6 separate regions of the Mus musculus genome follow, and all the other regions are linked to region 1. Evidence: chromatin loops called from intact Hi-C (ENCODE). Cell type or tissue: left cerebral cortex. All regions are shown on one strand. Region 1 overlaps Ppm1l (protein phosphatase 1 (formerly 2C)-like). Region 2 holds the start of Kpna4 (karyopherin (importin) alpha 4). Region 3 overlaps Ppm1l (protein phosphatase 1 (formerly 2C)-like). Region 4 overlaps Ppm1l (protein phosphatase 1 (formerly 2C)-like). Region 5 holds the start of Ppm1l (protein phosphatase 1 (formerly 2C)-like). Region 6 overlaps Ppm1l (protein phosphatase 1 (formerly 2C)-like).

Region 1 (5,000 bases):
GAGCCTAGGTGCTTGTGCTCACTAAGCAAGACCTCACTCCCTTGAGCTGAATCCTTCATTGCCTCTCTTCTGACTTTAGAGGACACACACACACACACACACACACACGGTCTTGATTTAGTGCCTGGCTTCAAGTCAATGTTAATTCTTAGGAACATTCTTATCATGTTGATTAAAATATTTATATTGTTTTATTTCGCCTCCAGTAGTAGCCGGCAAGTTTCTGCTTGAACTAATTCCCTGAGAATTTATTTATACAGTCTCTTGGAATTCAAAGAGAACTCCAGGTTTAAAATAAGTTTTTAGTAAAATGTTTCTAAAGATCTAGTAAATAACATAAATTCACTTTATAGTCCTTTCCAACTCAAGTCCTTCTCATTGTCACCCACGACATCTAGTGACGTGAAGAATGCAGAACCTTCTCTGATGCAGTGGGAGCAGAGAGCCTAGTCTAGTTCCATCATTCCTGCACTTTCTACCATTTAAAAACTCCCAGTCCCAAGTGTTTTGTGCCCCAAAGTGCCACCCATTATTCATGGTTACCAGCCAGTCGGAACTATGATACTCCAACTTTGGGGTACTTTCTAAGGTTATTTTAATATTTAGACTGTTGCTCAGCATTGCTTCCCATGGGTCTGGTCTCTATGAAGTTCAGAGTACACGGTTTCTGTGAATCTTTTTTTTTTCCCAGAGTGACATCAGTGCTTGCTGTAAAGTATAAAGTATGTTAAGATTTTTTTTCCCCCCAGGAATCCCCTATAAGAAGTTGGTGTTTTTTTCTGCTCTGGCTGCTCATTGCCAGGGTAGTCAGTCTGATGCTGTGACTCAGTCACACTGGCTGTCATCTCTGCTGCCTCAGTTAAGGCTCTGAGAGAGCAGCTCTGTTACTTAATCAGTGGGTTGGCTCATTGCCACTCATGTGACAGCAGGAGTTTGTAGCCATGAGACTTTTTCACCGGCTCTGTTAATTCAGTAGTGGCTTCATACTGCCCATTGATAGCTGCAACATCAGCACAGCGAATGTAGACGCTTTAGAGAAACTTCTATTTAGAGGCATATTTTTAGCCTTCTGGATAGTCAGTGTGCCTTCTGTTTGTTAGGCTCATATAGTATAACTTGAATTCTGTCATATTAAGGATTACCACTTAATATGACAGAAGCAACGCAGTCACACCAGGACAGTATTTTCCTCTGCAATGTGTCTGTCAGCCTTCTGGCTACAGCCTAGAGTCTCCAGATCATGTAGGTTCTACACATTGTCTATAACCCGCCTGGCATTGCTTCCAGCACCTCTATTGTTGGGTATGGCAGAAGAAAGGATATTTCATATAATAGATCCTAAGTTGGAGGGGGGCTTTGAAGATCTTCTTCCTCCACTGTTAGGCCAGCAGCTCACTGAACTGTTGAACTTGAAGAGACCAAGGGCCTTCTAATTGAGGATTATGTTCAAGGGCGTCCGCCACAGAACTGGCCAATTGCAATGCGACTTGGAAGCCAGCTCTCTGCGTTCAGGGCTCCATGGTTTGTTTAGGAATGGAGTGATGCCTGCTGATAGCTTGCCGAGCTTCCTTCTAAGATGTTTAAAAGAAGGAGGATGGTGGGGAGAGACTTGTTCTTTGAGTATATGCAAGGAAGGAACTGAAGAACGTACATAGCAGGCCAGGCTCTGAAAAGTGGGCATGGAAACTAGTATGTATTTCTAGGACTTGGAAGAAGATAGGACATTTAAGTCTAGCACTTTGCATATTGAAAGTTTCTATAAATAGCAGCTGTTACTAATAATTATCCTTGTTAAAATTCCTGAACATTTTCCCCTGGTTCCCACCTGAGGTTAGTTCCTCGGATTCTGTTTCTTTCGCAGTTTCTTCTCCCTCCAAATGCCCACATCCGCTTGACTGAGGCCCTGTGACACCCCTGTCTATAACCCCACTTCAGCTCTGTGCCCGTATGAATTCTGTCTTGGGCGATACTCCCCAATTACAGTAGTTAGCGTTTTTGTAACATTGACAAAGTACCTGATTTGGGGCTGGAGGAGTATTGAGACAAAGATCCTGGCTGAGGTTCCAGGGTTCTCAGTCCTTGGTCAACTGGTTCTATCACTTTGGACCTGCAATGTGACAGAATATTGTGGCACCCAGAGCAACCAGTAAAAGGGCTCCTTTTTTTTTTTCCTTGTGGATAGGAAGCCAAGAGCAAGAGATAAAGGAGCAAGGTCCACCTTACAGAGCCTTCCTCTGGTGCTCATGGGCAGAGGCTCATCCCTTTACATGCATCAAACACTGAGGAAGCCGGCATCCCTGTGACCCACCCACATCCAACTGAGAGCCAAGCCTGCAACCCATGGGGCATTTGGGGAAACCCTAGAATCTAGGCCACAGCACTGGTTCTACCAGAAAACTCCTTCCATTCCTCAAGAGCTGGCTCAAATATCCTACTAGGCAAGTGTCTTTCAAGCTTCTCAATTAGATAATTGATTACACTTGCTTGTGTTTATCTGTTTTCAGGTTATTTGCTTTCTTAAATCGCAAGTTCTTTGATGGCAAGAACTCTTCTTTAGTTCTCTGTATTCAGTACCACCCTTGGAACATCATACGCATTCAAGAAATACTAAGTGAACATGTGAATGAATTATAAGGCTTGCTTTTTATAACCCAGTTCAGCCAGTCCCCTGCTTGTCATAGTTCACTATGGTGCCAGTTGTTGGTTTAGTCAACAAAAGGACCACCATCAGGAGCTTTCAGGCTCCATCCTGGGGAGTTCAGATGGTAGACATTTTGCTTGATTCTTCAGCGCCATCTGCTGGATAAAAGGCTTACTCCAGGCACACTCTCAAAGCAAACCATTTGGAAGATTATTTCTGCTCATGAATATAGGAGTCTTTCCTGTGTCCTGGCATATTTCAGATGCGTTCTAAGGCAAAGCTTCCTGGTAATTGCATTTTTTGTGTTTCTTAATATTTTAGGGAGCTGGTGAATCACGAACAATGTTTAAAAACATCAATTTTCCCAGTAACATAGATCTTATTAGATACTGCTGTTCATTGTTTACTATTTATGTGATTAATGGTGAACTGATTGAAATTCTGGATATTGAAATCTTTATTGTTCTTGATACACTTTTGATCCGTTTAAATTGAGTTTTGATCTGTTTATCCAGAAAACGTTGTTCCTGTACTTAATGCCTAACACTTTACAGACTGCTAAAGGACCAGGAAAGACACAGGCACAGTCTTGTTCCTAAATAACAAATATTTAGGTTAGAGGAAAAGCATATAAATACCAGTTAGATTTTTATAGAGCTCCCTTATGTTCATGACCCATTCATGTCCCTTAGAAACAGAGTGACAAAGTTACCGGTTTTCTCAACCCATTTGGATAGATTTTCTTAGAGCACGTGAAACTGAAGGGAAATTCTTAGTATTGATAGAATATGTATATGCATTCAAAATTCCTGGTTCTTTGCATTTCACTTTGCAGTCTTCTGCCCTTCTTAACTGTCCCTCTGGCTTTACATTACCAAGAGGTGCTCGGTTTCTTAAACCAAGGAAGCATACATTTTCCTTCCATCAAAATTCATTTTTATCACAAATGATAAACTAATACAGAATTCTTCTTGGCCTGATAGCTTATGTACAATGGGGTAGCATGCAGTAAAGCTACTGTTTATAGACACCATTTGGAAAATATTGCAGGACTTCCACACATATCCAAACTTGATGTTCTTTTTAACTGAAGAACTAGAAAAGACCTTGAAAATTTATCTAGTTCTTTAGAAGAAGACCTTAAAATACTGTGTTTTTTTAAAATGTGATATCTGTGTATAAAACTTAGTTTTCTGCACTTGAAGGAAATATTTCAGAGTTCTCATGTTAGCTTGTTAATAGCTGTCCAGTGCTCATTCTTCTTCGATATGGGTGAACAATCTGTCCTGGAAATGAAGTCATTTGTTGAGTGGTCCACGTGTCATGTTCTTTAACTGATAAATAATGTCTGCCATGGGCATTGTTTTTGTCCTCCTATAATTTAATGATACTGTGATTTGTACAGATGCTAGCTTTTATTTCTTTTGTCTTGAATGCCAAAGAAACTCGGAGTCTTCTTTGATTGGTCTCTAACAAATAAAAAGAGTCTTAATGCACGTGTTCGGTGTGTCTACGTTTTTTTAGCGTGTGACTTCTGAAGTTTTGCCTACGCAAAATATTTATGATGGTGGTCTAGATTGTTGCTAGAGTGTTCGAGGGCACACCAGTGAGCGTACGTGTCTGGCAGGGTTGTAGTGAAAGTTTAATGAGGTAGTCTCTAGAGCACCGAGCGTCGAGCCCATGACACAGCAAGAACTCAGTACACTAGCCGGCTGGTTAGGAGCGCGGCTGGCCCACCCAGGAGGGTAAGTGAAGTTGCTTCCAGTTTTCCCAGCTCTCCTCCAAGGAGGGCTGGTAGGTGGATGGACTCTGGCCACTGTAAATGTTCCCACTGGACTTCCTCTTGGGAACTGAGATTCTCACAGTGGGAAATATTAGCCCATTCTAGATATGAGTCTATATGTCTTTCTCAAATTCTCTGTGATGGGGAACTTCCTTCATTCAACAAGACCTGCATGAGAGGCTAGTGAGGTGTGGGGGTTTGGAGAGGGGAGCCCGTTAGACCTCTGTCCTGCTCAATTGAAAATGCCACTTTCCTATCCCACAGCGGGGAGCGCTCGCACATTTTGCAGTAGAGAAACGTTCATTTTAGCCTGCGTCTGTTGTCATTGCAAATGAGCGGTTTAAAACTAGAATATTTCAGATTTGTCCAATGTTTATGTGTTTGATTTCTCTACCTGTGAAATTACCAATTCTGTGTTCTCATGGCTCCAGTTTTCCCACACTTTAAAAATCACGCTGACATAGCTGGCTGTTACCTCTTACCCCTCCTACCCCACTGCCTGTCCTAAGTTCTTGGCACAGCCTGGCTCTCTAGGCAAGCCGAAGGCTACCCTAGGCTATTAGGTTCCTTGGTTGT
Region 2 (5,000 bases), 360 kb before region 1:
AATTATGACTTCAGAACGGTCACATCATTGTGCCCAATTGCCCTCTAATAGGCAATTCATTGACTCTTTTATGTGCAAAGTTTTATACATATACACACAGAAACAAACAAACAAACAAACACACAGGAAAAACCACACACACAGCTAACAGCAAATACGGAAGCAAGAGATTCAATCATACTGAATCCTATTAAGAGTCCTCTCTCCCCAATAAAAAAGATAAATTATATTGAGTTGTCAGGCATCTCACTAACCTACTAATGGCCACAGCATTCATAAAGCAGATGTTGTGCACTGTCATCTTTGTAGATGAAAAGAATCCTAAGACTTAAACGATTCTTCCAGGTCATACTCAAAGTTAGAGATCAGGTAAAATGAAATTAAACTGGCAGATTTTGTCCTCATTTTAACCAACCTCTTCCCCACATGTTACAGTTACCTAACTCTACATGCAGCTGTAATATTTACACATTTGCTGTCTAATAAGGTAGCGACCATCCACACGACACCATTACTCACCTAGAAGAGAACTGGGCTAAACAGAGAAATAACCTAATGGTAAAATACAAACTGGACTTTGAAAAGTTAGTAAGAAAGGAATCATGTCATGTGAAATATTTCATTTTTAAAGCTGGATTAAATGTTAAAATGGCCTTTAGGATATACTAGGCTAACTCTCGCTGTACAGCAATAGAACTGCCTCCTCCAAAACGTAAATATTAAGACTCAAAAAAAGCAGTATTTTATTATCTGTTACATTTCACATACATTACATATGTAACACAATGCAGTAACTATATCATGTTATATAATGTGTGTGTATATATATAAAATGTATATGCATATATGTATACATACATATTACATACATAACCCAATGCAGTTAGCTATCTGAAGGGGAAGAAAATGTACTAACAGGCTTTGGAAAGATTCAGGCATATAAGTGACAAATAGACTGCCTAGAAGTAATACAAGATGCTTCTGTCTTATTACAAGTACTCATCATCTTTAGAAGCTTTTGTTTTCTTTTGTGGTATTGGGGATCAAACCCAAGGCATCCTACATACTATGATTTACCACTGAACAAGACCCACTTATGTGATCTTGAGTAAGTCACAGAAATAAGATAATTTTTATTTAGTCATGTTATATTTATAGATAGAAAATTAAAATATTCTAATTTCCAATGCACCTACATGAATTCAGTCATTAGTAGTGGCTACAGATATGATCTCAAAATACATCTAATATGCATTTATAGATAATTTAAAATCACCTATCATAGTAGCCAGGTTGATTCAGTATTAATTTATTAGTCTATAGTGGCAAGAAATACAGAGTAAGGGTAAATTACATTTTTGTTTGTTTTTTGTTTTTAAGATAACTTAAAACAGGGTGGTGGCACATGCTTGCAATCCCACAACTAGAGAGAGGGAAGCAGGGATAATGCCAGTAAAAGATAGTGTTCAGGAGGATGAGGGAGAGAGGTTGAGAGTGCAAGGCTCTCCTAGGCTACAAGTACATAATGAGACCTTGTCCAAAAGAAAAGAACAAGAGGGGTGGAAAGGGAGAAAGTAAGTCTGGCAACCCTATAAAAAGTTAGATGCAAAGTTCCAGTATTACCTAGCATTCTAGGTTTGTAGCCAAAAGAAGTAAGACTGTTACACAAGAATGTGTACATAAATGCTTATAGCAATAAGATGTGACCGATAACAAGGGTTAACCATGGTTCTATGAAGATAAACACATAAACACAATGTGCTATAACTATATGCAACAATATTAGTCAGACCTAAGAAAGAAACGTTCTTGTTACAGCATGGATGAATCTTCAAGTCAGGTAGCCACAAAGTATCCTAAAATGTACATTCCATTTACATGAAGCACTCAGAATAGGCAATCAAAACAAACATTGCTTTGGGTTGGAGTAGCTGAGAAAGAGAATCATTGCTAATGACATATATCAGGAGTTCTTCAAAGAGTAGAAAATATTCTAAGATTTGACTTAGGTGCTGATTGTGCAACCATTTAAACACATTACAAACCACTTTATATGGGTGAATTATATAGTATATGAATCACATTTCAAGGAACCTGTTAAAAATTGGTAGCAAAAAAAAATTAGAGATTGTTTGGTTACCTGATGTTTTTCTAAAATTTCTAACTTTGGAGTATTTATCAAATTTATATTCCCTAACTTGTGATTTTTCCCATTCTAGATATTCATATTAGTAAAAATAAATAGGTATTTTTCAACAAGTAAATTTAATGACAACTATGAACTATACATTTAAAAAGTTGGCTTTTGTTACATGTAAATTACTCCAATAAAGAGATTAAATTTGGGAGCTGAAGAAATGGTTCAGTTCTAAGCACTCACATGGCAGCTCCCAGCTGGAAGCAACTCCACTTCCAAAGGATGGGCTCCCTGGCCACAGGGCACACACATGATGCACATACACACACATCCAGACAAAACACCCCTATACACAAATCTAAAAAAAAATTTTTTTTTTTAAATTTCTTCCACTATAAAAAATGATCACAAAGATAAGCATCCTTAACTTTCAAACAATCTCTAAATAGCAACACACACCCTGGGACATACAGTTCTTCTAACGACTGCAATAAGCTAAAAGAGGATAAACTACATTAAAAGACTGACTGGCATTGGGAAAAGTCAACAAAAGTTGCCATCTCTATCCCGAAAATGCTCAAATTCAGGAACCGACCACAGCAGTCTGAAGAAGTTACCAGAACATAAAAGGGGATAAGAAGCTAAAAGCTTGACTTTTTTTTTAAATTCCCTATATTAAAAAAAAAAGTCACAATGGAAAGAAACTGTGTGCTTAATACATCGAACCTTGGAAGCAACTGTGTCTATGACAACGAAGCCTTCTTCCCCCCTTTAAAATAATACGTGATGGTGTCAGTCCATAGCCTACCGGATTCCTCACTGCCACCACCACCAGGAGGTGGAGAGAAAGGATACCGAGAAGACTAGGGGATGACAGCTTTGTATAACCCTTTGGACTTTTCTATGTAAGAATGCAAACTGGTGGTCTCTTCTCAGAGAGGAGTAAAAAGATCTGTGGACAAGCTCAAATAAGGCGGTGGAGGCAGGTGATCTTTTGACTGGAAAGGGACACATCGTGAGCCACATCTTTGAATCAGCTAGGACCAAACTGAAACCCAGGCCGCTGGAAGGCACTGCTTAGCATCACCAGGACCGCCTCTCGCGGCGGGGGTGGCTTTTTTTTCTTTCTTTCTTTCTTTCTTTCTTTCTTTTTCTCCAGCGGAGAAGTTGACTCCTGTAGTTTGGACATTGAAGTAAAACCAGAGTCGGGGCGATTAGGAAAACCTGCATGTGGAGGCGTCTCGGGCCCGGAGAAGTTCCGAGGTCGCCGCTCGCTCCCCCATCGCCCTCCACCCGCGACGCTTGGCGTCGGGGGCTCGAGCAGAGCCTGAGCTTCCGCCGCTGCGGGGCCTCCGCCGCGGCTGATATGCCCGCCGCCCTCACCCGTGTCTGGCCGGCTCGACAGGACAGGCCTAGGCCGCACCCGGCGGGCCCCGGCGCTGTCGCCGGCGGAGGCGGAGCAGGCCCGGCACAAACTTCCCGGCGCGGCGCCCGCGTCACGGCCGCTCGCCCGCCCGCCCAGCGCCATGCCGGCCGCCGCGCCCGCCCGACTCCGTACGCACCCCGCGTCCCGCCGGGGGCCGGAGGCCGCGGACCCCACTGTACCTCCAAGTCACGGCCTTTGTTCTTAAAATTCTTGAGCCGTTGGTTGTCCAATTTCTCGTTGTCCGCCATGGCCGGGCCGGCGACTCTCCCCACCCGCCCGGGCCCCGCGGGATCCGCCCCAACCACCGCGCCGCACAGACGCTCCCAGGAAGCCGGCCGCCGCCTGCGTCGCCCGCCCGTCCGCTCGCTTCCTCTCGCCCGCCGGGCCTCCGCTTCCTGGCTGGCCTCTCCTGCCCTGAGCTCGGGTACCACAGCAGCTCTGGCGAAGACGACTGCGGGGCCAGCGGCGGCGGCGGCAACGGCGGCGGAATGTGCTGCCGGCTGAGAGGGGGAGGCAGCCTCGATCTGAGGGCCCGGCTTTACGGCCACGCCCATCGCCGCCAACCCGGTCCGCCGATTGGCCGGCCGGGCTCCGGAGTGCTTAGCCAATCAAAAGGGACGATGGAGAGCGGGGGACGGAAGAGCGAAAGGAAAGGGGAAGGGAGAGTCTGGGGCAGGAAAGGGACGGGGCGCAGGAGCTTGGGAGGGGAGGGGTCACGCGCGGAGGGAGAAACCCGAGGCAGCCGAAGAGCAGCAGATCCGGGAGCGGGCGGGGATGGGCAGGGTGTAGTGGTCCTGGTTATGGTGGGATGATTCCCGGGGTGGCTTTAGATGTTGGGGTTCTGAACTTCGTTCTTTTCTCCCCCGGTGTTACTTGAGCGCTTCATTCACTTTGGAAGGCAAAGAGGTGTGTCTAAGCTACATGTGAAGTCCTAAACCCTGAGTCCTGTTCTGGGAACTGCGAACCAACCTAGGACCCGGCATCGTGGCTAGGACTGACTACGGTGATGTGCATTCTGAAAACTGAAGGGAAAGCTAGAGGGACCCGGTAGGAAAAGGAAGGTAGAAGGTTCGCAACAGGTAGAAACTTGAGAAAAATTGGTCCTTCCCTAATACCCCCATTTTGAGCAGTTTCTCTTGGGAAATTAAACTGCTTGATCACAAAGTATTAATTTATAGAGAATGACGACTATGAGCCATGACATAGCAAATGCAACATTGTGACTCTTGATAAAGGAAGTTAATCCCAAAGAAACCTCTTAACCAGGAACATTGTAACCAAAGGCGGATGTAAAACAGGTACAAAAGAGCCTCTCAAATTTTTCAGAATCGCTCCGGGCCGGTGACTCGGTTTGTAATCGTAGCTACTGGGCAAGAGGAGGAGCTGTTAAAGTAGCCCAAGAGCAAGGCCAGCCAGAGCAAGAGTCCAAAGCCACTT
Region 3 (5,000 bases), 110 kb before region 1:
CTCAGTGGATACTCTTGCAGGGTATAACTGTTCTTATGGGCTCGAAATATCTGGCATCCCACAGGGAGAAATTCTTCCCAGAAGCCCGAGCAGAGCTCAAGAGAAGGGGAGAGGTGGAGAAATGAAGAGAAAGTTATCATTTGCTAAAACAAACCGAGCGTTTGACCTGTTGCCTAGGGCAGGGCTCTGAATAAGGGCACTCTGTCGATTCCGTGGATAGAGACCAGGATGAGAATGCTGAGTCATTTTCCCCAGGCTCAGATGCCTCAAACCAAAAGGATAAGACATCTTACTGAAATACGTACCATTCAGGTAACCAAGATCATTTTCCCCACATCCCTTCTCTGCTTTCTGTGTTCTCACAAAAATACGCTGTCGGAATATAAAGCCTCTGCTTTGCATAGAGCTCCCCGTTTCGCTTCAGTCAAGGAAGAGATGGAATTGTTCTGTAACACCTAGATTTCCATTAAACAACTCTGCTTTCTTGCTTGGCAGCTCAGATTGGTCTGTGCTGTAAGCCTCTCCTGCCTTTGCTGTCCCAGTTCTGGGGTCTTTTGTTTTAAGACTCAGGAATCTTGGGCGATGGGAGATGGGTCGTGTGCAGACGTGAGCGTGTCAGTGACCAGCAGCGATTTTGATGGTGGCTGTTAAGGTGAGGTCTTTGTGACAAGGGTGAGGATTATTTACTACACCCTGTTTTTCTTTGGGGAGAGAAAAAAAAAATCATGTAATGAAATGTGAAAGAAAACTCATTTTCTTTTGAAGACATAAATATAGCCTGAGAAAATATAGTTAAAATGTGAGACTTGAAGTCACGGAATCTAATTTTTTTTTTAGACCGACTAAATTCAGGCTGTGTAGTGATGGGATATTTTTGGTTTGAGTTAAAAATGTCCCCAAATTCTTTAATTTTATATCAAGGGTAGAGTTCTTTCCTGTCTAGAGGAAAACCCAAGCCCCCCAATTCGAGCTTGGGATAAGAGAGGTGGGGCTGGGAGCATCACAGGTGATGTCATGGCTCTGTATTGCTGCATCAGTGGGCAGCAGGAAGGCAGCTTTGTCCATTCATGAGGCCCTGTTATCCGATCTGAGAGCTGCCTTGGCCTTTCTTTTGACCTTATTTTGCCCTTACAGTGAGGACCTTGGCTACGTAGTTATTCCACAGCTAGTTCTCCTTCCTTTTTCTCTCCATTCTATTATGTCCGAGTCTTTTAAAATTAATAATATTAGATTAGAATAGCTATCAGCAAAATCAGCATAGCTACTAGTGATTATAAGTTCTTGTTGGTGATATTGGCATAGAGTACAATGTAGAATGACCGTAATCTGATAGAAAAATGGCGACAGGCTTATTGTAAGAGAAAGAATTTAAATGTATATCTCTATCTATCTATCTATCTATCTATCTATCTATCTATCTATCTATGTATATATATGTATACACACATACATACATATGTATATGATGAGTTTTGGGTTCTTATCTCTTGATCTCATAATTACTTGAATACTTTAAGACAACTGTGTTATCACTGATGGGAGAAGCTTTTAAGGGGAGTTGGATGTGATTGAGGCTCGTTGGTTTATGGAAATTCTCTTGTGGATATATTTTGATGGAAGAGATAGTGACCAGTGAGTATCTTTTCTTGATGGAAGCCTGGAGTAGATGGTAGAAACAGAGACAGAAGTGGAGACCCAAGAATGAATTGCGGAGCTGTTAATACATTACATAGAGTGTAGTTACCCATTACTATAATATGTAGACCTGCAGTTAGCAGATGGAAAGAAAGGGCTTTAAAGAATTTTTAAAAAAATTTTAATTTTGCTTATGTGATTGGGTGTGTGCATGTGACAGCAGGTGGCTACAGAGGCCAGAAGAGGGCGCTATATCTTCTAGAGCTGTCCTTACAGATAGTTGGCCAAACTTGGGTTCTTTGCAAAATCAGTACATGCTCTTGATTGAAGGAATCATAGTATGGGAAGAGCAGAGACGTAGGTGCCAGGGATTCTCAAAGAGGGGAGAGTCAGCTTTAATAGTGCCAGATGCTCGGAAGATAGCAAAGAGGAGGAAGGACACTGGGTTTGGCAGGATGTATGGACATGTCAAGAGCAGCGTTGGACACGAAGCAAAGGTTTGATTAGAGCAGAGACAGCTGCATCTTAGGAGTTAGTATGGAACATGAAACCATGTAAACTATGAAAAGAACAGTCCCAGGCATGTTTTATGTAAAATTAGCACATCAGTCAGATGGGGCAGTAGACTTGTTTGCAAGCCTCTATGTAGTGTTGAGAAATCCTGGTTAACTGAAATGCCTTCCCTGAGGTATTGAGCTCCTTTTAGCCAACTTTTGTCTTCCCTTCTGTCTTGGTGCCCATTATCAAATATAGTTTCTCCTTGGTGCCCTTTTGAGTGGTTGTTGAGTTCCATTCTACACATTTACAAGATTAACATCACTGGCTACAAACATACTACTTTTGTCTTTCTGTTAGCTCATTTATTTTCCCTTTGAAGGCAGGGTCTCATTCTATGCCTAGTTTGGCCTGGGAATTGTTATGTGGCCCAAGATGGCCTTGTACATGCGTATATGACTTTTGTCCTACCTCAGCCTCTCTGAGATAGCATTATGGGTGTGAGCCCATACCATCACTTTGTCAGGATTTCAGTGAAAGTATAAAATAGTGTCTTCTTATTTGAGATTTCACTTAACTGTTTTCAACTGTGGTTTGAGAAATGTTAAGTGGAAAAATTTCAGAAATAGCAATCTAAAATTTAGAAGTAATTTTATGGTATTTTAATAACAATTCTGTTTTATTATTTCTATAAATTCTCTTCAGTTATTGTCAATCTTTGATCCTAATTTATAAATTAAACTTCTTCATAATTTGTATATTTAGGACAGTATACAGTATACATAGGGTTCATTACTGTACTTGGTTGTAGGCACCTAGATAAAGGTAGGGTTTTAAGCTCTGCGTTAATAATGTGGCAGAGTTCTTCACCAACACTTCACGTGTATTTAGATAAAGGTTGCAAAATAATCTTTGTTTTCTTTCATGCTTTTAACATTAAATGACACACAGCTAGCGAATTTCAGATATCAAGTCTTTATCTTAGATTTACCATAATGGATGAGTCTGACTTTTTTTTCATTTATTTATTTTTTTAATTAGGTATTTTCTTCATTTACATTTCCAATGCTATCCCAAAAGTCCCCCATACCCCTCCCCCCCAACTTTCCTACCCACCCACTCCCACTTCTTGGCCCTGGCGTTCCCTTGTACTGAGGCATATAAAGTTTGCATGACCTATGGGCCTCTCTTTCCAGTGATGGCCGACTAGGCCATCTTCTGATACATATGCCGCTAGAGACACGAGCTCTGGGAGGGTACTGGTTAGTTCATATTGTTGTTCCACCTATAGGGTTGCAGATCCCTTCAGCTCCTTGGGTACTTTCTCTAGCTCCTCCATTGGGGGCCCTGTATTCCATCCCATAGCTGCCTGTGAGCATCCACTTCTGTGTTTGCCAGGCCCCGGCATAGTCTCACAAGAGACAGCCATATCTGGGTCCTTTCAGCAAAATCTTGCTAGTGTATGCAATGGGGTCAGCGTTTGGAGGCTGATTATGGGATGGATCCCCGGGTATGGCAGTCTCTAGATGGTCCATCCTTCGTCTCAGCTCCAAACTTTGAGTCTGTTTTTCTGATAATGGATGTGTCAGTAGTTTTCCTGTTTGTTGCTGTCACTGATGTTGCTGCGAGTGTTTTTGTATTGACTTCTTGAGTATAAATGAAAGAGATATTAGGGATATATTTGTATGGATGAAGTTATCAGCCAGTAATATATGCATACTTTAAGCTTAACTAGCTATCACTAAATTGTTCCCCACATTGATTGAATTAAATTATCATTCCATTACAGTGTATCACAGGTATTGGGCTGAGGTATTGTGTGAGAGGTGACATTGCCAGTACCTTGTTCCTCTCTAAGTTTTGAACCCTTGGTATGTAAGTGTTGGTGATACTGAGATCTGAACCAGGGAATTTAACCGTAGGAAGTCTTGGTGAACCTGGCTTGTTCTTTGAGAGCCTACCTGTCAGTGTTAGTTGGTTTAATGGCATGTTGCTATTCCTGAAAGCTGTACCCTTTGATTTGTTTTGTTGCTGCTTCTAACCAGTCCGAATCATTTTATTTTTCATTTATTGCTACAACTAAAAACAAATAAATGAAAATAAAAAATGTAAAGGAGAAAACCCAACACACTGAAACCCTTGTCCACAGGGTCCTGGCTGCATTGGCAGAAGCAGTGAATTGCAATTTTGTATGTAATTAAAAATTGCCCCGTGTCGTTCTAGAGATGGGGATGCTTGGAAATAACCCTGTAAGTCGTGAGTAGGTCCCTCTGGGGAACTTTAGATTGCAGCAGTGCAGCTCTGAGTCCGGTACTGGACCTGAGATCCACTTTCTCTGCAGTGCCAGCTTACTTAGGACTCTTCCATATGTCTTCCACTCTCCAAAAGTTTATTCCTGACTTTTCTTTGTATTTGTGCGTTTCTCTGGAATCTCATTGCATTCCAGTAGAGTCTTGGCAGATGACAAGATAAATGCGTATTCAATATTCCTTCTATTAATAGCAATGCGATCTTTATTGAGCTCTTATTAGTGAAGTGTTGCAATAAATAACATTACCTACATAGTTTCATATCATCCTTTTCTCAGAGTCTTAGGATTCAGAGACAAGGGCAGGGTCAGAACCCATGTCATCTGGCTGCAAAGCCTGTCTTCCCCTCACTGTACAAAAGCCTTACAGAGTTTTATAAAGAATAATTTGAGGGGGCATGGTGGCCTGTGCCTCCAGTTGCAGTGATCACCAGTCAGAGATCAGTGTCAGCGACATCCTGTCTCAACTAATGGACAAAGGAAATAAAGAAAACAAAAACAAACAACAGAAAAGAGAATTATCCTATTGTTATGTATTTTATTTTACTTTCTATACCACTGT
Region 4 (5,000 bases), 87 kb before region 1:
AATGGTGTTTGCCTGCAAAGCTCGACTTTGTATTCTCGGGGCAGAGTGACAGCATTGAGAGGAACATTGATTAGTATTTTTATAACAGCAGGAAAATAATTTCTGCCCAAACATTGATTTGTCTTTGAATGGGCTTTCTGGAAATCCTTTCCTTCCCCAGCGCTGCACCCTGCCACATTTCATGTGGCGTCAAGCAAGGAGATCTCGCTGCTATTCAACGTATTGTTCCTGGTTTCTGCATCAGTCGTTACAGTTGCCTGGCTGCAAACACACCCGGCCCCCTCTTGTTGTATTTTGATTAATGAGATTAAAGAGGCTCTTGTCTTATATATTAATACAATGCTCAGATTCTTTGTGGATGTATACCACCTCCTGTTGGCGTAGACACAGCCATTTAGTCAGCATCTTCATGGGAGAGCTTTTAAGTCCTGTTAGCTGAAGCTCATAACATGAATTTGTCAGGTCATGTGTGTTTTTTTTTCGTGCACTTGGGTAAAGACTGTGGAGGTCCTTGCTCTGGAGAACTCGTCCATTTCAGCAGAGACATGGAAATGAATTTAGTACGAGAGTTAGAATGAAAGGTGGTTAAGGTCTCAGTGCAAAATATCCAGCACACATGTGACCGATCACGTTGTCTCCAGATGGTGGAGGTATTTTGGCAGGCCCAGGAACCTTCTGGATGTGGCTGAGCTGGGAGAAGTAGGCCGAAGGGCAGGGCTTGCAAGTTAGAGGCTAGCTCTGTTTGGCTAAGCTCCCTGCTTCCTTCCCAGTTGTGATGGTACAGACACACCGGAGCCAACGTACTTTTAAAGCTGGATGAAGTGTATCTATCCTGAACCATGAGCCGCACTAAAGCCTCTCTCTTTCAAGGGACATTTGTGACAGCGATGAAAGATACAGCTAACATCATGGCTTAGCATCCTGTGTAACTGACATGCGACTTCAGAGAGGGAGGCATTCCTTGCTTCTTGAGATACTTGTACCCAGTTCTTGCAGAAGTGGAGTCTCTAGCTGGTCCCAAGATCGGAAGGCCTTAGGGAGGATGGGAAGGTGGGATGCTGGTGGCATTAGTAATGGTGGCTAGGACAAAGTGTCATTTTCCCATGAGCTCTTTTGACTCTAATGGAGGCGGAGGCGGAGGCGGAGGCGGAGGAGGAGGAGGAGGAGGAGGAGGAAGAGGAGGAGGAGGAGGAGGAGGAGGAGGAAGAGGAGGAGGAGGAAGAGGAGGAGGAGGAGGAGGAGGAGGAGGAGGAAGAGGAGGAGGAGGAGGAGGAGGAGGAGGAAGAGGAGGAGGAGGAGGAGGAGGAGGAGGAGGAGGAGGCGGAGGAGGAGGAGGAGGAGGCGGAGGCGGAGGCGGAGGCGGAGGCGGAGGCGGAGGCGGAGGCGGAGGCGGAGGCGGAGGCGGAGGCGGAGGAGGAGGAGGAGGGAAAAATAGGAAATAAAGCCACAGCTGCAGTGTTTTCCTTTTCTTTCTGCTGTGACAGAAAACCTGACAGAGGCAATCGGAGGAAGAAAGGTTTGCTTTGGCTGCAGTTGGAGGGTACTTCCATCAAGGGAGAGAAGTCTGGTGTCAGCAGAAGCAGTCATGTGCCACCTGTAGTCTGGAAGCAGAGAGTGATAAATGGTGGCCTTCAGCCAGCTGTCTCCTGTTTATTCAGCCCAGGAGCTCTGCCCAGCAAACAGTGGTGCTCTCGTTTAGAGTGGGTCATGCTACCCCAGCTTAACCCAGTCTAGGAAACTCCTCATAAGCATGATGGAGCTTTGTCCCCAAGGTGATTCTAGATCATGCCAAGTTGACAGTCAAATTACACTAAACAAGGACATTCCGATTTGTTTTTCTGTGGTCAATGGATTAGCAGCGAAGGTTCTTGAACAAAGAATAAGTAGACAATTTAATGGATTTGCAGTTTAGTTAGAGCGGAAACAGCTCATAGCTTGGTACCCAAGAGCCTTTGGAAGCATGGTAAGGGGATAGTGAGCTCATGCAGGCTCTGTCCCCTGCTCTGGAGAGCAGCTCACTGCTGATACCCATTCCTCAATTTCTCTCTCCTTTCCTCTTCTCAGACTGGAGTTTTCTTCAGTTCCCCAATGCATTAATTCAAAGATGACCTTTCTTTTACCGAGTGAGTTTGAATACCCAAAGCTATTTTCATTTGTTCCAGATTGTCACAAAAGCTTGATGTCCAGGTGCCAACTGGAAGGGCCAGACCTGGCCTGTGGAGGATTGTTTTAAAGTTGAGTTCTAAATTAAGCACGTTGGGACAGAAATGAGACGTGGCCTAGTTCTAACTTACCAGTTAGCTATAAAAGCTATGTATGTTCTCCCTCTTTGCTTAAATCCTTACCTGTCTGACTCCTTTAGAGACAAAAGACACCCAACTCAGCACCAGCAACATCTGGATCCCTCTGCTCTCATTTCTGATTTCCTTCTGAATAGTTTTTGTCTTGCTGCATACTTTTAGAAAGTCAGACTGCAAAGAATTTCTCCAGATATCTGGCACTATATTATTAATTTGTTTCAAATGTCTATCTCCTATCTTATAAAGTTATCAAAATGGTATTTCTAAATGAGTTCTCGATATGATTTAGACCTTCCAAGAAGGATTTATTCTTACTTTACCTATGTGTGCACATCTGAGTGTATGCTACTTGTGCGCTGGTGCCCCTGGAGTCCAGAAGAGGGCGCTGGATCCCCTCAAGCTGGAGTTGTGGCATCACAACAGGAGATTGGGATCCATCCAATGAAAGTTCTGGGAATGAACAAGTGCTCCCAACTGCTGAGCCATCTCCCCAAGCGCCAGAACCTCTAAGTTCTAAGCAGCACTGCCTGGATTAGCAGTAGCATATTCAGTGTGCAGTAGGGGTCGTGTATATAGGGAAACAAAACATGCATAGTACAAGCTTCAGGGCCAGAAGAGCCTGGTTCCAAATGCTTCTTCTGCCCTTAATCTTTGGTGACAGGAGAGTATTGTGCACTGCTCAGTTATGCTTTGAGTACGTGGGTAGAACTTATAATAGGTTTGTTCTTTTCATGTCAGTGAACTTTGAGACTTAGAGTAGTAGAATCCTGGAGAACTTACAGGTAAGGGGATTACAGAGATGCTTGGTTGAGCTGCCTTTGCATAGAATGCAAGTTCAGCTCCCATCACCCACCCTGGGCAGCTCACAACCTCCTGCGACTTTGGCTCCAGGAGACCCCAATTCTCCAGCCTGGGCAGGTACTGCAGTCATGTGCACACACTCTTAGTCACGTGCACATAACTAAAATAACAATTCTGAGAGAATTACCCATAGAACTTTAGTCTACAGACCTCTTGAGACTGTTGAGGCACAGGGAAGTTAGGAAGGAGTTGAGTGTGATGTTCCCCCAGGTCCTTAGCTCTGTTCTGTCTTAGCATTGGCTTCTTCATCTCCTTTTTAGAGGATCACATTTACATGCAGGACTGCTAAGAATATAAAAATAGGCAAAGCACAGCAGCAGGCCTCTTCCAGGACGTCTGTAAAATTGTGACTGTTGCTATTAAGTGCAGAAAATTTGGATTTTTTAAAAAAGTTGTGTTACTTTCTGTCTTTGATTTCCTTTTGTACCACAGTAGAGACTGTTTTTATTAGCATATATTAATTAAAACAATATTGGATTTTATGATGACATTATCTGTACATGATATATTCTGGTCATATTTACACTATGTTACCCTGTCCTGTCACCTCCCACTGATCCCATGCTCCTCATAACTAGTCCTAAATAGTCCTCCTCTACTTTAGTGTATGTCTAAATTATCATCACCATCATTATGGTTGTCTTCAGCAAGTGATTTAGTAGGTTGCTTATGTGAGCATGTGAGGGTTGTTTGCAGGGCATGCACATCTCATCTGTGGCTCTGCCACTGAAGAAAATGTCTGGCCTTTTTCCAGCAACCATTCTCGTTCCTCGGGGTTGGGTAAGGGCATCAAGAGCTCCTTTCCACTGAGCTCAGGATAAAGAAAACAAAATAACCTAAAGAAAGTGTATCATAGGGTCTCTAGAAACTGCTCTCTGTCTGGTTAGGTAATCCTGCCATCCCTTGGCTGCAGCTCAGCCACACGACTGCAGTAGAGGCTGGGAAAGATGGCCTCCTCTATAGAAGAGAAGAAAATCAGATTTTGGTGGATAACCATTAGTTTCTACAAAGCCATTTAATATCATCCTGGTGTAGGCAGATGACCCTGTGGAAACCCAACCTAATATGATACCTTCCCTCAAGGATTTGTGGTCATCTTAAACATTTTCTTGGTGTTTCATATTTTACCTTCATTCTAGAAGAATTATAAAGCATCTATTATGCTTTCCTGTTAAAAGAGATAAAGATTTAATTTGAGACGCAATGCTTACCATAAACAGGTGGCCTGGAGAACGATTTTATTTTGGCTCACAGTTCAGAGGACTCTGGTTGTCTCAGTCCTTTGCCCCTGGGTCTGCTGAGGCAGGGCATCATAGCAGGGAGGGTGGAGAGGTGTAGAGTTACAGGAAACAGAGGGAAAGAAAACCCACTGTAGGGAAAGCCTACATTCCCCTGTATTTAAAATAACAAAAACAAAACAATTCAGAAACCATTTGTTTAGGTTCTTACACTGAATTACACTTTTGAAAATTCATTTTGGTATAATTGTAGCTTCACATGTATTTAACACCAATAACACACAGAGATCCCAAGAGCGCCTCCTGTTTTTTTTCTTTTTTTTTTTTTTGATGAAACCATCTTTCATGAGCATACAGGATCAGGAGAGTAGCACAAACTACAGCCCGTTTTGAGATTGCACGTATGTATTCTTAAGCAGTTTAGTCATCTGTACACACAGACTACTGCTATAGTCAAGATTTAGAATCATTCTGCTTACAGATGACTCCTACCTTCTCCCTCCCTAACCTCTGGAGAGCACTGACTGACCTCTGTCTTTGCTATTTTAAGAACATTCTATCACTCCGTTGGCAGTATATATATCTTCATATATCTTGTGTT
Region 5 (5,000 bases), 160 kb before region 1:
TAGGGAAATGCCTAGAGGGTCTTCAAAAAATATTTTTGATTTTTACACAGATGAATCACTTGGATGTAAATGTCACAGCATAACATCACAGAATTGAAAGATGTCTAAGTTTACTTCTTAATTCATTGAATCAAGCCATTATAGTAATCATGCTTGCTTAGTTTTGGGGAAACGAATCGCATACCTAGGTGTAGCTTCACTAATCCTAGCATTTGGAGTCCAGGCAGAGGACCTTTGGGCTGGGACTTTTACTACTAGTGACTTCAAGAGAGGTCAGACTTCTGGAATCCTTATCAGTTTATCTACAAACTGTTTGTTGGAGGAGACAAAATTGTATGGACAAAAGTACTAATATACCTCAAATCTGCTAAGTTATTACAGTAAGAAATAATTACAATTGTCCTAACAATACCTAGACATTCTCTCTAGCTACAGTTCTTAGAGGAGTTTTCTTTTATTATCTGATTTTGGAACCTCTTGAATGTTGAATGAAATGACCCATTTTCATATTTTCTCGATCAGGTGGACAATATCGAAAACTATGGCCATAATCATAATTAAAGACATATCCTAGTTTTCAAAAATATACTCTTAACAGTTGCTTATATTCCTTTCCCATCATTCCTACTTATGTTTATATTGTTGGGGTCATATTATTTAAATACTTAAGCATGTTTCTTCTGTTGTTGTTGTTAGGGAAGTCCAGGTTTTTGTAGAAACTTTAGCAGTTACGGAGAATAGACAAAAATCTGGACAAAATGTAAATTGTTTAAAGTTACTTTAGTTGCCAACTGTGAACATTTTGTTATATTTTATTGCAGTAATTATATTTTATATCTTAAGACGGAACTGGGATCAAAAGAAGGCAGAAGTGTTTGGGGGAACACTGGCTGGGAGACTATCAGGATGCCTGACCGTCAGTCCGGTGGGTCAGCACCGTCCTTCGTGGACAGAGGTAGAGAGAAAGAGAAGTTCCTTTTAAAGATTACTTGCTTCATATTCTAGGCGACCAGTCCTTGCCCCAACTTCAAGTTATCCTGCTGAGGTCCACCTTTGCCTACTCAAACTCCTGCCCTCATCTTCGGCAAGGACTGAAGGTGGTTGTCACTTTCAAGGCTCCAGAGGATTTCTAACTTGAACCATAGGCAGAGTAGCTCGCTGAGGGACACTCCAAGCATGTTCCTTATGGATGAGTGGCCACCAGCACAGTCCCAGTCTTCAGAGGCCGGCCCTTCCTGGTCCTCCGGCGTTTGCCATTACACGTCAAGCCTCCGGTTCTGAGATCCCCGGTTCTGCCTTCAGAGAGACATAGCTCTTGCGGTCCGAGTCCAAGTCCTGCCTCTTGGGAGATCCCGGCGGGTCTCTGTGGCAGCTGCCTCGGGTGGCCAAAGTAATCACTCACTTTCGATTTTTGAGACAGGAGAAATGTGTCCCATCTCGCTAGCCCTACGAAAAGTCTGGCGTGGACCGTACCATTGTGTAGCGTGCCGGAGGGGGGGAGGGCTCAGGTACAGCTCCCGGCTCCCCAGCGAGCAGCCGTGCCGCCCAAGAAACCGACGTTCAGTGACCTCACGTCACTATCACATTGTCCCTGGGAGCCGGCCTCCAAGGCAGAATCGACAATCGGCTAGAGCTGGGCGGCTGGATTTGCCGCTCACCCCCCGCGGCTCTCCCCCGACCCGCCTGCTGCCCACGTGCGTCCGCCCCGGCGAGCTCCTTCGGGCCCCCAGCCGGGTGACAGTGTTACGCATCTGGAAGCGCCACTCCCGGGGCGGGGCGGGGCGGGGCGAGCGTGTGCGGGGAGGGGAGGGGCGAGCGCGAGCGGAGCCGGGAGCAGCCGAGCGGAGTCGAGCCGAGCCGAGCCGAGCCGAGCTGAGAGGTGCTGGGGAGAGGCAGGCAGAGCCTGCCGGCGGCTCCGCACCCATCGTGCTGCGTTTCCCAGCTCGGTGTCCCCCTGCCTTTGCCCAGGCACCGGCAAAACTTTTATTGTTTCGGGGACCCCCCCTGGATGTGTGACGAAATCGCAACGCTCCGCTGTCTCGTCCCCCAAGCTCGCCTGCAGCGGCGATCGAGGGAACGTGCAACCCTCGCCGCCGGGCTCTTGCGCCCTGCGCTTCCTCACCTGCCGATCGCTCCCGGGAACCGCGAGGGGGGACCCCTAAAGGGACCGCGCGGGCATCGGCACCCCGAAATCCTCTTCACCGTTGCGGACCGGCTCGGCGCAACTTTAACTTGATTCCTGTCGCCCACCCGGGGCACCCGCGGCGGCCGCCGCCGCCGCCGTCGCTGCGGTCTCACAAAGAGCGCGGGGAGGGAAGGCGGCGCAGGCGGCAGGCACGGGCCTTCGGGCTGCCCAGACAAAAGGGAAACTGCCATCGTTCTGGACGACTGTTCCGAGCGGCCGTGGGTTCGTTCACCCTGTCGGCCCGGGCTGCCTCTCCGCCTTGGTCCCCGCGGGCAGTGCCCGCAGTACTCGGACCCCGCGAGTTGCGGGGCACGCGTCGCTGCTGCTGGTCCGGGCTCTAGGGATAATAAATGATAGAGGATACAATGACTTTGCTGTCTCTGCTGGGTCGCATCATGCGCTACTTCTTACTGAGACCCGAGACGCTTTTCCTGCTGTGCATCAGCTTGGCTCTCTGGAGTTACTTCTTCCACACGGACGAAGTGAAGACCATCGTTAAGTCTAGCCGGGACGCGGTGAAGATGGTGAAGGGCAAGGTGGCCGAGATTATGCAGAACGATCGTCTTGGAGGACTTGATGTGCTGGAGGCCGAGTTTTCCAAGACCTGGGAATTCAAGAGCCATAATGTGGCGGTGTACTCCATCCAGGGCCGGAGAGACCACATGGAAGATCGCTTCGAAGTTCTCACCGATCTAGCCAACAAGACGCACCCGTCCATCTTCGGAATCTTTGATGGGCACGGCGGCGAGGTAGGAGTTCTCTGGGTCTATGTGTGTGTAAATAACCGGGCGTCTCGTGCTTGGCGGGGTCGGATCGGGGTGAGAGGGGCGTGGTAATGACCTGGTGATGACAAGGTGAGTCAAGTTCCCAAGACCCTGCCAAGGAGATCTTGGGTATGAGAGCGTTCACTTTAGCTGAGAGACACGAGAGACACTGGATATTCCGTGCCATTTTAATATAAAGTTCCCAAGGTCAGAAGCCAGTTAATAACTGCTAGTTTTCTGGGAAGAATGAATAGTATATGCAGTGAACTTTGTCACCAGGCCTCAGTGTCCCGGTTCTAGAGTTTGAGGCAGTTAAGGAACGTCGTGTCTTTCGTGTACCCCTAAAAGAAGAAGCCTGCACCAGTTGGATAGACTGGGTGAAGGTGAAGGAAGCTCCGACTTCTATTCGCTTCGCGCTAGGGAAGGACTCCCAGCTGCAACGCTTCGCTTCTTCCCAACTCTGCCAACTTTGCTAGAGCCATAGGACGTGGGACAGGGTGCCTCGCTGGTGGTGGGTTTTGGCTGCCTGGCCTTTGCAGAGGTGGCAGTGCGCTCAGAGCCGGCGTTAGGCACACCTGACCTCTATGCAGTGGCCAGCTTGGGGATGCTGATGTCCTCTTCTTTCTATAAGCCTTTGCTTGGGGTTGATCTGGGAGCAGGAAATAGACTAAAGCCTGCTATAGGTCTTTCTGGCATATTTCTGTGACATTGGACACTCTGGGCGTGTGGAGTCTCAGGTTTCCTGGAGGTCCTGCCCTTGGCCCTGTGCCCAGACGTAGGGCGTGTTAAAATGTGGCTCCGTAGCAAGTTCTGACATCTGCCTCAGCTGGACACTTGTAACTTACATTGCTTCAGGCTTCCCCACCTCTTTCTTGGCGGCATTCCTTTCCCGGGTTGGTTGTCCTGTCTTCCTCTTCCCCTTTCCTTGCATTCTTATCCGTCTTCCTCCTCCCGGTGGGCCCCAGGGCACCGTTGCTTGTTTTTGGTCTGAGGAAGCTTTCAGTTGGTTATCTTATAGGCGCTCTCCACTCTCCACTCACCGTTTGCAAATGTTGCCCAGGTTACAGTGCCTCCCTGTTAACTTTGTAGAGAACACCAAACATTTGGAGCATTTAGGTGATAAGACTGGAATTAGTATTTAAACAAACATTTTTTCCCACCCCCTTTGCCTGTTTATAGTATGACCTTCAGAATGAAAGTTTCTCATTCATCATACTTTTGTAGTTTTGGGGCAGTTCGGAGTTCTCCTCCCATTGGCCACAGGGTAGCTGAAAGACAGGAGGTTAGTTGAGATAGGAGACACAGCCTAGTGAGCAAAAAGATACCAACAACCAAGGGTAGCTGTTTAGTGATGGAGTCATAATGTTGTTTTATGTGCCTGGACTGACTCAGTGGGGGTGAAGCAAGCTTCGAGTCTCTCCCCTGTAAATAATTTAAGAAACTTATATTTATTATAAGTCTGCAGTAGAACAGTTGCTGATAATCTGATTCTGGGGTTTGAAAGCACTTTAGAAGTTTTGATGACTTATCAGTGTGGTAGAAAGAACACCTGGCGGTGGTGTCTAATGTGACATATTGTACTTGTGATTGGATGATTAAATTTGTCTTCAGAGACAGAAGTTTCAGTTGAAAGGTTTCTAGCAGTGTCTGAGCAAATACGCCACCCAGGAAAGGATGCGATGGATGCTTTATTTAGTTCAAAGTATTTTAGGTGCACCCCACTTTCACGATGCACATCTAAACAAGTACTAAAGGAAAAGGTGACCACTGGTAGACAAACCGTGAAATGCCTTTTACTGCGCCTAGTGTTTAAATACTTGCTGTTTGCAAAGTAGTTAACATTATCAGTTCTCACAAAAATGGAGTGACTGGCTTCACCTCTGACCAGGTGCGGTCAGGTTAGTCTCCTTGCCTTTGTTTTACCTTAGGAAAGAAAACCCAGGAGTGTTATAAATGAGCTATCGGGGTGGTGATTGTAACAGATACTGCTGGTGACTTCTCTCTTGCTTTTATTATTGTTATTATTTAAAAAACTTTATCTGCATTTATTT
Region 6 (5,000 bases), 59 kb before region 1:
AATTTTAAAGTCAGACTCTCAACTGATATTTTGGTCTAAAATTGGGTCTATATTTCTGCCTTTGCATCAGGGCAGATGAACTTGCTAAGTCGTTTTTATTTCTGTCCTTTTATCTCAGACTTAAGGGTAACATACCTAAATGCTGATTTGGGTTTTCTCTCTCCTGTACTGTTAAAATGCTACTAAAAGATTATTACTCTCCAGATAGGTTTTCTTGACATTTCTTATTTCTTGACTTTTTCTTTTCCATTTTTCTTCCCTATGAGTTGAATCTAGAAGAAAATTTTGTCATATAAATATAGATATGTAACATATATATATATATATATATATATATATATATATATATATATATAAATAAATAATTTAACTTAAGTGGTCTAAACCATTTGACTTCATACTGGATCACATTTTGCTCATTGAGGGGAAGGGGTGGTCGGTAAAAGAGGATAAAAGAGGAGGCTGGCCTGTGAGCAGACCATGAAGAAGCAAGCTCATTTCATGGCAGCTAGGTGTATGACCTAAGCTGTGGCACTGAAGAATAGCTTCCCTTGCAGGATATTTGATGACACCCTGAACCCCGAGATGGTATACTGGGGAAACCTGTGTCTAGTTGTGGTGTGGCTCAGCTCTTAGCACACACCTTTAATCCCTCTTTCTGGAATTCAGACACACCATTAGTATATACCTTTAATCCCAAACAATGAGGGTAAAGTTAGTTTGTAGAAAGAAGCACTGGAGTTTCAAAGTGATGTCTAATTGTTGAGTGGCAGACAGATTTACAAATCAGAGAAAGATTTGACAGAATATGCCCAACTCTCACTAGAAGAGAAGAAAGGGCATGGCAGAGAGAAAGGGGCACTTTACTGGGACAGTGATAGAGAACAGCTTGCAAAGAGAGAACAAGCTAGACACAGGCAAAGAGAACGAGCCAGAGAATGAGAAGGAGCCAGAAGATTAGGACATTTTGCCAAAGTTAGCATGAAACCAAGCAAAGCAATTAGTAAGAAACTGAGAGAAGGCAGATTGAATCAGTCAGCTTGGAGAGGAGTTTGAGCCAGAACAGCTGAGTTAAACCAGCCAGGCAGCCAGAGTTCAGAAAGAACTAGAAAGGGTGAGCTTATTCAGCAGCAAGTCTCAGAGGCAGAAAACACTCTAGGCCTAATTGTATGGAGACTAGAAGCTTCCAGGTCCAGGCCTAGTTTAGCAGACAGAAACAATACGCCTCAGAGATGACATCACATCAGGTGAATAAATGTTACATTTATAGGCGTCCAATCTGAGGAACTTGAGGCACCCTATTTTAACCCTCTGTAGCCTGGCCATGTGTGTCAAAGTGAATGACTTCGTTAGGGTTTCTGTTATGATGAAACACCACAAAAGAGCAAGTTGGAGAAGAAAGGGTTTACTTAGCTTATTATTCCATATCACGGTTCATCTCTGAAGGAAATCAGGACAGGAACTCAAACAGAGCAGGAACCTGAAGGCAGGAGCTGATGCAGAGGCCATGGAGGGTGCTGCTTACTGGCTTGCTCCCCATGGCTTACTCAGCCTGCTTTTGTATATAACCCAGGGCCACCAGTTTAGGAGAGGTCCTAACCACACTGTGTTGTGCCCTCCGTCAGCAATCACTAATCAAGAAAATGCCCTCTAGGCCTGCTGTCTTGGGGTTTTACTGCTTTGAAGAGATACCATGACCAAGGCAACTCTTACAAAGGCAAACATTTGAGTGGAGCTGGCTTATAGTTTTAGAGGTTTGATCCATTGTCATCATGGTGGGAAGCATGGCAGCATGTGGCAGACATGGTGCAGGAGTTCTCCATCTTGATCCAAAGGCAGTCAGGAGGAGGCTCTGGATCACACTGCCCGTTCTTGACATCCGTGTGTGTGTGTGTGTGTGAGACCTCAAAGCCCCACCTCCACAGTAACACACTTCCTCTAACAAGGCTACACATCCTTCAATAAGGCCACACCTCCTAATAATGCCACTCCCCATGGGCCAACCATATTCAAACCACCACACCTACCTACCACCAGATATCATGAGGACATTTTCTCGATTGAGGTTCCCTCTGCTCAGTGTCAAGTTGACACAAAACTATCCAGGACAGTGAGTATGCTTCCTATCTGATACTTTCAAAGGGTGTGAGACCAGACTTTTTTTTTTCTCTGCCTCAGCATTGAGGAAAGATGTTTATCCCCTGGTAAGGGAGATGTCTGGCAGCAGATACAACCGTAGCAATTTTCAAGACTTTGGCTTGTCTTCAAGATCCCCTGCCAAGATTTCAGTGCTTAAGGGAACCTAGAGATTGAGACGAGACTTCAGGGCCTCACATGACATTTGGGAGAACGGGGATTTACTTTATTTTGGTGGAGATACTGTTAGGAAAGTGGACAAAGCTTAGCTGAATATTTCAAAGCAGAGATTTTTGCTTTTTAGTCATGTTGCATCAGGAGTACCATGGTTTCTGTGCTTTGAATCGAACATACTCAATATGACAGTTGACGTTTGCCTTTCCAGAAGAGAAGTTTGCACACAGCACTGAGAAATCACCTGTAGAGCAGGAGACAAACACAGGTCTCATGAAGTGGGGGTCCCACTTTCTCACCAGGTTTATAACACCATAGCCTTGCTCCCTGTACTTGGCCCTTACGTCTTTTATCTGACTAGTTGTAGACATGTGATTTGATCAGAAGCCGTACAGGGCTTTACACTTGGAATCTGAGCTTGATCTCAGTTGCTTTATTCACTCTTTACCAGGCCTGTCCGTTTTAACATTGCAGCAGGACGCCACCTGCAAACCCAAGCTAGTTACAAACACCAGCAGCAGTGATTGTATTTTAAGGAATTTGATGGCTTTGTGCTGGGCCGCCTTCACAGCTGTTCCAGGCCACCTGTGTATGCCCATGATTTCCTCATCAAATAGAACAAAGTGTGTGAGAGGCTTTAACAAGCTCATGCTGGTAAAATGTAGACCCGTGGTATGTGGGTCAGAGATGCTGTTTCTTCAGCATAAATCACTAAGTGCATTAGCAGGAGCACTAGGGTAGAGGCAGAACTATAGAATTACAATGTAACAATAGTGTAACTATAAACAAGAGAGTTTCCATGTCTGTTCAGCCTGATTTGTAAAAGCTTTTAGTGATTAAGGATAGGAAGTGTATGTTGGGTGCATTTTAAACATTTTTAAGCCTTGTCTTTTTAACAGTATATATGGTGTTCTGTGTCATATCCAAGTCTCAAATTTTGCTTCTTTCTTTCTTTCTTTCTTTCTTTCTTTCTTTCTTTCTTTCTTTCTTTCTTTCTTTCTTTCTTTCTTTCTTTCTTTCTTTCATGTATATGAGTACACTGTAGTTGTCTTTAGACACACCAGAAGAGGGCATTAGATCCCGTTACAGATGGTTGTGAACCACCATGTGGTTGCTGGGAATTGAACTCGGGACCTCTGGAAGAGCAGTTAGTGCTCTTAACCGATGAGCATCTCTCCAGCCCATCAAATTTTGTTTTCAAGTCCTCAGATCTCCTGTGTTTTAAGATCTATTGGTTATATGCTCTGTGATCTCAGAGACACCAGACCTCGATGAAACCGTGTTAGGGTCATTTAAATAGAATTTCATTTTTTGATAGTTCTGTCTCTGTCTCTGTCTCTCTCTCTCTGTGTGTGTGTGTGTGTGTGTGTGTGTGTGTGTGTGAAAATTGGTATCATTTTCTGCACTTAAAGGAAAGATGTTAAGCTAGCGTGGTAGCATGCATCTATAACCCTAAAATCAGAAGACTGAAGCAGGGCAGTCAGAAGTTTAAGGTCATCCTCTGCTATGTAGCCAGTGTGAAGCCATCTGGGGATATGTGAGATCCCGTGTCAAAAATTAATAAGAATAAGTGAATAGCATTCGAATAAGTGTAAATATGACTGACTGTGGAAACATTTTGTTCTAAGACAACTCTGGAAGAATGTAGTTGACTAGAACCTGGGATTCTCCACGTGTACCACAGACATGGAGGGGCTTGGCTCGTGCGTAGTTGGAATCGCATGCTGTCCTGACTGCTGGAAGCTCTCAACCACCTGTGGCTAACTTAGTCCTCCTTCATGCCCTGTTCTGTATCAGCACAATTTAGGATTGCCTCTCGGACAGGGCTAATAGTTTTTCCTCCTGCCTCTCCTTCTAGATGATACCAAATCTTGTAAGGCAGACCTCAAAGATGAAGGTGGCGGCAGCAGCAGCAGTTCTAGGAACAGGAAGGGATGCTGTAGCAGCAGCAGCTCTGGTCCTAGCAACAGCAGCAGCAGCAGCTCTGGTCCTAGCAACAGCAGCAGCAGCAGCTCTGGTCCTAGCAACAGCAGCAGCTGGAGCTGCTGCTCCTCCTGGTCCTGTTCTGGTCTAGAAAACTCATCCTCCCTCCCTCCCTCCCTCCCTCCCTCCCTCCCTCCCTCCCTCCCTTCCTTCCTTCCTTCCTTCCAAAAGAATGAAGGAAATGATTGACCCCTAACAGCCTCCAAGAATGTAACACCACCATACAAGATTGTTTATTTCACAGTCGAGACAGAAGTCGAGCATAGAAGATGGTTTTTATTTTTACATTTGCAAAATATGTCATTATGTTAAGAGCTCTTGCTTCGGGGGGGGGGGATGGTAATTATAAGGCTAGTAATCACTAGTAAATCAAGAATTGAAGGTGTCACAGTAAGCTAAGACCCAGAAGTGGTGGGGACATGACTGTGCCTCTGTGGTAAATAATGAACTTCAGCCGTTAATGGTCATTCATTGCTTTTTGTACAGAAGGCTTTAAAAACATTGAATCTGAAGCCTTATTATAATTGTAATTAGCAATTCTGAATTTGATAATTGTACTTACTGAAGGCTTCCTACATAGGAGAGGTCTTTACATATAATTTTTAAAAACAGAGTAATTAATAGAAGATTATTTAAATTCCTCTTCTGTAACATTTCACTTAAATGTGGAAGCATGGTTTTAGCCTTTGGCAAATCATGAATTAATA

What was found. Peaks named below come from ENCODE experiments on the same cell type or tissue, not always from the same donor. Only the 100,000 strongest peaks of a DNase experiment are listed, where the experiment ranks them.
Region 2: it touches region 1 in a loop (2.6-fold over the local background); 2 of 42 quality-filtered maps call a loop at or near these places.
Region 3: a loop joins it to region 1, with 2.0 times the contacts of the local background. A loop is called at or near these places in 3 of 42 quality-filtered maps.
Region 4: a loop joins it to region 1, with 2.0 times the contacts of the local background. A loop is called at or near these places in 3 of 42 quality-filtered maps.
Region 5: a loop joins it to region 1, with 5 times the contacts of the local background. A loop is called at or near these places in 13 of 42 quality-filtered maps.
Region 6: it touches region 1 in a loop (2.1-fold over the local background); 2 of 42 quality-filtered maps call a loop at or near these places.

What each region holds. Positions count from the first base shown.
Region 1 is chr3:69,479,256-69,484,255 of GRCm38, forward strand. The region is part of intron 1 of Ppm1l (protein phosphatase 1 (formerly 2C)-like); the gene reads left to right. Among named protein-coding and RNA genes, the nearest start is that of Gm52607, 20 kb to the left of the region's middle. In left cerebral cortex, a CTCF peak has its summit at 2,805 (motif pointing left); DNase peaks (open chromatin) are centred at 893 and 2,795; H3K27ac peaks cover 229 bases.
Region 2 is chr3:69,122,990-69,127,989 of GRCm38, forward strand. Kpna4 (karyopherin (importin) alpha 4) reads right to left here and starts at 4,103. Exons shown (of 17, transcript NM_008467.4): 1 at 3,743-4,103. The coding sequence starts at 3,811. In left cerebral cortex, a CTCF peak has its summit at 2,957; DNase peaks (open chromatin) are centred at 3,127, 3,635 and 4,145; H3K4me3 peaks cover 3,059 bases; H3K27ac peaks cover 2,009 bases.
Region 3 is chr3:69,367,688-69,372,687 of GRCm38, forward strand. The region is part of intron 1 of Ppm1l (protein phosphatase 1 (formerly 2C)-like); the gene reads left to right. Among named protein-coding and RNA genes, the nearest start is that of Ppm1l, 53 kb to the left of the region's middle. In left cerebral cortex, a CTCF peak has its summit at 1,878 (motif pointing right); DNase peaks (open chromatin) are centred at 386 and 964; H3K4me3 peaks cover 704 bases; H3K27ac peaks cover 1,316 bases.
Region 4 is chr3:69,392,583-69,397,582 of GRCm38, forward strand. The region is part of intron 1 of Ppm1l (protein phosphatase 1 (formerly 2C)-like); the gene reads left to right. Among named protein-coding and RNA genes, the nearest start is that of Gm52607, 67 kb to the right of the region's middle. In left cerebral cortex, a CTCF peak has its summit at 2,664 (motif pointing right); a DNase peak (open chromatin) is centred at 677; H3K27ac peaks cover 363 bases.
Region 5 is chr3:69,315,032-69,320,031 of GRCm38, forward strand. Ppm1l (protein phosphatase 1 (formerly 2C)-like) reads left to right here and starts at 1,887. Exons shown (of 4, transcript NM_178726.3): 1 at 1,887-2,934. The coding sequence starts at 2,536. It also overlaps the pseudogene Gm17214. In left cerebral cortex, no CTCF peak of the experiment used is centred here; DNase peaks (open chromatin) are centred at 1,494, 1,691, 2,286, 2,514 and 2 more places; H3K4me3 peaks cover 4,405 bases; H3K27ac peaks cover 1,748 bases.
Region 6 is chr3:69,420,670-69,425,669 of GRCm38, forward strand. All of the region lies in intron 1 of Ppm1l (protein phosphatase 1 (formerly 2C)-like), which reads left to right. Among named protein-coding and RNA genes, the nearest start is that of Gm52607, 39 kb to the right of the region's middle. In left cerebral cortex, no CTCF peak of the experiment used is centred here; DNase peaks (open chromatin) are centred at 2,247 and 2,832.